Regions from separate parts of the Homo sapiens genome. Here region 1 is linked to region 2. The links are chromatin loops, found by intact Hi-C in ENCODE. Cell type or tissue: dorsolateral prefrontal cortex. All regions are shown on one strand.

The links. Hi-C counts contacts between places; a loop is a spot of excess contacts. Peaks named below come from ENCODE experiments on the same cell type or tissue, not always from the same donor. Only the 100,000 strongest peaks of a DNase experiment are listed, where the experiment ranks them.
Region 1: a loop joins it to region 2, with 5 times the contacts of the local background. A loop is called at or near these places in 14 of 110 quality-filtered maps.

Annotation. Positions count from the first base shown.
Region 1 is chr11:134,358,896-134,361,395 of GRCh38, reverse strand. GLB1L2 (galactosidase beta 1 like 2) reads right to left here. Exons shown (of 19, transcript NM_001370461.1): 7 at 2,255-2,336. Among named protein-coding and RNA genes, the nearest start is that of GLB1L2, 28 kb to the right of the region's middle. RefSeq lists an enhancer at 2,156-2,500. In dorsolateral prefrontal cortex, CTCF peaks have their summits at 743 (motif pointing right) and 949 (motif pointing left); a DNase peak (open chromatin) is centred at 935.
Region 2 is chr11:134,867,746-134,870,245 of GRCh38, reverse strand. No RefSeq gene overlaps it. Among named protein-coding and RNA genes, the nearest start is that of LINC02697, 82 kb to the left of the region's middle. In dorsolateral prefrontal cortex, CTCF peaks have their summits at 1,271 and 1,471; a DNase peak (open chromatin) is centred at 1,505; H3K27ac peaks cover 446 bases.

The sequences.
Region 1 (2,500 bases), 510 kb after region 2:
AGCCATGCTGGCAGGAAAGAACACTCATCACCTACTGGAACAAGAAGTCAATAGGCAGAATTTTTTTTTTTAACGGAGTTTTGCTCTTGTCACCCAGGCTAGAGTGCAGGGGTACCATCGGGGCTCACTGCAACCTCTGCCTCTCACATTCAAGCAATTCTCCTGCCTCAGCCTCCCAAGTAGCTGGGATTACAGGCACCCGCCACCACGCTCGGATAATGTTTTTTGTTTTTTGTTTTTTTTTTGAGACGGAGTCTTGCTCTGTCGTCCAGGCTGGAGTGCAGTGGTGCAATCTCGGCTCACTGCAAACTCCGCCACCCGGGTTCACGGATTCTCCTGCCTCAGCTCCCGAGTAGCTGGGACTACAGGTGCCCGCCACCACACCCGGCTAATTTTTTGTATTTTCAGTAGAGACAGGGTTTCGCCATGTTGGGCAGGCTGGTCTCGATCTCCTGACCTCATGATCCGCCCGCCTCGGCCTCCCACAGCGCTGGGATGACAGGCCTGAGCCACTGCCCGGCCAATAGGCAGAACTTTTAAAGCAAACGATGCAGGGCTGTATGTTCACAGTATTTGGAAATAAGAAGGAAAATATCCAAAGAAAAAGTCAAAGAGTTGAAAATGGTCATTTCTGGAGAATGTAACGAAGAGTAGGCAACACTGTATTTCTCTACCAACATTTTCGATTATTTCACTTTTAGACCATTTAATTTTTTTAATTAAAAAAAAAAAAAAGAAGTTATTCCGGGCAGCAGGTGGCAACAGGGGCACGCAGGTGGGTGCCTGGAGGTGGGAGGGCCACAGGGAAAAGCAGTGGCGGCTCCCGGGCTTCCTTGCAAGGCCTGAAACCGGGAGGCCGCCAAGCGCTAAAACGTGCTCCAGCACCAGGAGTCTCCCAACACAGCCACAGCCCTGCGGAGCCCGGAGCAGGCCTTGGAAGCAGCCGTGGGGAGACGGCGCCACCGCGTGGAAGCCGTGGGGATCACTGCTGGTCCTCCCCATGCCGGAGACACGAGGTCTGGGTCCTTGACTGACTCTGCCTGGGGACAAAAGCCTTTTCCTCGCCATTCATGGACCTTCACTCCCTGGGTGCCAGCTAGGCGCTGCTGCAGGGATATAGAGAGATCTTCCAGCAGCTCGGTCTGTGGAAGGAAATGCAAAAGAAAGAAAAGAAAGCGTGGAATGTGCCAGAGCAGACACAAGCACGGGTGCAGGAGGCCACAGGAAGGGCCCCGCTGCAACGATGGGAGGGCGCTATGCTCACCAAGGCCACAAACCACGCCTGGGCCCCTGAGCACAGCCTGAACCAGCCAAAGCCCAAGCCCCGCCAAGAGTACTGCTGGGTGAAACAGATGAATGACATAAATAAACTACCTGGAAGGTGAGAGGGCGAAAAGAAAGCAGGGAGAAGGATTGAGTGAGCCCCACGAAGGAAGAAGTTCAATTTCAAGTGTGGTGCTACAGAAAGCCTCGCTAACTTCGGAGAACAGCCATGTAGCTCTCTGGAAGAAGAGCAAAGCCCCCCAGGCTGGGGATCTGGATGTTGGAGGAACAGTAAAGAGGGTGAAACGGTGTGAGCAAAGGGAAGGAGCAGGAGGTGAGCTCAGCTAGGTCCTGGAGGCCAAGTGGAGAGGCCTTTCGAGGTCATTCCCAGAACCTGCGCTTCACTCTGAGTGTGACAGAGATGCCTGGCGTTCAGCAGGATAGGGTAATCTGGACGACATTTTCAGAGGCACACGGAGGCTGATATGCTGAGAACACATTATGGAGTCAACAGTGAAAATGCTACTGCAGCAATGCAGGCCAGGGGTGCTGCTAGCAGGCAACTGCTTAGGCCTGTAGGGATTCCAGGAGCACTGGGAGATAAAGCAAACAATGGCTTAGGTGCCAGGCGGAATGGAGAGGAGCTCACAGTCACTACCAGGTTCGGGGCCCATGCAGCTGGGAAGAACGGAGCTGCGATGTTCTGAAAACAGGAAGCCCGCACGTGAAGCAGTCATCTGCAGAGTGCCCTTGGAGCCCGAGTGCCCAGCAGGGCAGGAGAACAGCCACCCAGCCAGCCACGCACCACAATCTCTCACACAGACCCTCCCCACTCATGGAACCCAAGGGTGTCTGCAGCCCAGTGCCATATGCACGGGAGAATAACAGGCACCAGAGAAACTCCTACTTGGGTCGCAGTCCCACAGCGGGAGCGTGCACAGCCAGCCCAGGGCCGCCGCCAGCCCCCACGGCCCAACACAAGTGCAGTTACCTCCCTGGACAATCCCCTTGCTCAGCCCATCCTTGTTGTCTGAAGTCAGGAGCAGTTCCACAATGCCACGGTCCTCCAGTGCCTGTGGGGGAAATGAGACAAGCCCTCGTCTGCCCTGGCTCCTTAGAGCTTCTGCAGTGACACACAGCTGCAGTTGGGTAGCCTGAAGAGCTAGAAGGAGAGATGACAAATAAAGCGTTTATTTCTCTGCCAAAAACAGAAAAGTCTCCTGCCATCTGCACCGGC
Region 2 (2,500 bases):
ATCCCCCTTCCTCCCAAAAATATATAACCCCTGTCTAGCCATAAGGAAAACATCAGACAAATCCCAGGTGAGGGACACTCTATAGAACACCTGAGTAGCCCTCAAAACTGTCAAGATTGTCCAAGACAATGGAAGCCTGAGCCACTCATAGCCAAGTGAGGCCAGGAAGACATGACGACTGAAAGTAACCTAGGATTCCGCATGGGATCTTGAAACGGGGGAGGGCGTTAGGGGAAAATGAAAGAAACTGGAATGGAGTGTGGATTTTAGTTACTGCATCAGCATAGGCCCATCAGTTGTGACAACTGTCCATGCTAATGTAAGATATTTACAATAGGAGAACCTGGGTGCGGGGGTAGGGGACTCTATATTACCCTCTCAATTTTTTGGTAAATCTAAAACTGTTCTAAAAAATAAAGCCTATCTGAAAGCATGTATTCATGTCAAAAAATAAACTTTATTCTGTAATACTTACAAACGATATTTGGAACTTGAAATGCTTAGAATACACTTTAGAATAAGATAAAAAGTAGGAATATTTAGCATCAAGTAAGGCAAAGACATGCAACACCTATACACCGAAAACTATAAAGTAATGCTGAGTGAAAATAAAAAGCCTAAGTAACAGAGAAAATACACCATGTCCATAGGTCATAAGACCCAATAATCTTACCAAATATGCCCAAATTGATCTATATATTTGATGCAATTCCAAGTCCCAGAAATATTGTTTAAGAAATTCATTAAATAATTTGTTTTACATTTTTGTTTATTTTTTCAATTGACAAAATTTATAAATATTTGTGGTGTACAAGAAGATTGATAAATGTATATACATTGTGGAACAGCTAAATCAAACTACTGAATATATGCGTAATAACATCATTTTAAAATTTATCAGAAAGTACAACAGACAAAGTTAAAGGCCTAACATCTGATTCAAAACTTACTATAAAACTGCAATACTCAAACCAGTGTGATCTTGTCATAAATGCAGATAATAAATAGACCCATGGGAAGAAACTAGGGGGGCCAGAAATAGACCCAAGTATATATACACAATTAATTTTCCACAAAAGTACAAAGGCGTTTCAGCAGAAAAAAAAAAAGAGTATTTTTTAACAAACAGTGCTGAGACAATTCGTTATGTATTAAATGAGCTTTATCACACCATATACAAAACTTGATTCACAGTAGATCATAGAAATAAATGTAAAATCAAAAATTATAAAACTTTGAGAAGAAAACAGGAAAAAAATCTGTATGACCTTGGGCTAGCCTTGGCTCCTGGCGCTGGAGCAGAAGCACGGCCCTTTGAGGCAGGCTGGAAATCTCCAACAGCCACCAGAGGACTCAGCCAGGGCCAGCCCCTCGCTAGCAGGGAGCACAGCTGCAGAGGCCTTTTGATGTGTTTATGCTCCCGGCTTTTCCTTTCTGAGCAAAAATCATTTCTAAATCTTCCTCTAAGCAAGTCCGATATCAGCTCCTCTGGCGCCCCCTAACGCTCGGCTGTGGTAAAGCACCCGTTCCTCCTCTCCCAGGAAGACGGCGGGAGAGATCTCAGCGCAGATAAAGCACTCCCATGCTTTCAGATGTCAGCTGAGACCATGTGCATACCTCATGCTGTGCGTGCGTGTGTGTGTGTGTGTGTGTGTGTGTGTGTGTGTGTGTGTCACAGAGAGAGAGACCCACACACAGGCCTGGGAAGGGGAGGTGACCTCACCCCTCCCCTCTCAGTGTCTCGGGGTGTTCAGCAGCTCCAGACGAGGACAGGCCACATTTACTTGTGCTCTTCAGGGCTGGTCCTGCCTCTCCTGTCCCCACACCTACCCACCCTCTGAGCTTTTCCTCTTGGATTATTCCCTTTTGTTCATCTTCGATCTCAGGGCTGTGTTCCCATTCCTCCACACCTACAAACTGTGCCAGTCTCCAAGGGTGAATCTAGAATCTACTTATCTCAATATTGTACTCACCTTGTTTTTAACCTTGAAACTCTAGCTCCTATCAAAGCGACTCAGAATCTCCGTGCTGTAAGTCACACAGTTCAACCACAAATGGTCACAATTTGAAGGGACTTTCTCATTGTGGTCCAGCCCCCACTCCTGACCCTTTGTGGCAATCAGAAGGGACCAAGGATACCAGCACTGAGGGTTTGTAAGAGGCCACACCGCTTGATGGTGCAAAGGTGGAAAGGAACCCAGACCCCTGGCTCTTAACTGAGAGATGCGTTGGCTCCATCCTGCAGCCTCAGGGCCGCTGCTCTGCCATGCTCCCTGTGTGGGCTCTGCACAGCCCTTGCCTGATTTGCTGCTGTCGGTGACAGATAACAGGTGAAAAAGCGAGGACCACACTGCCCATTACTGAGGATCAGCCCTGACAGGGAGCGTAGGTGGGAGAAGGAACCAGCACCTCCCTGCTGAGTTGCCAAAGCTTGGAAGGGCAGAAGCCACTTTGCACCGTTGCTTTCACCCAGATCTACCTGCATAGAGCTACACGCACA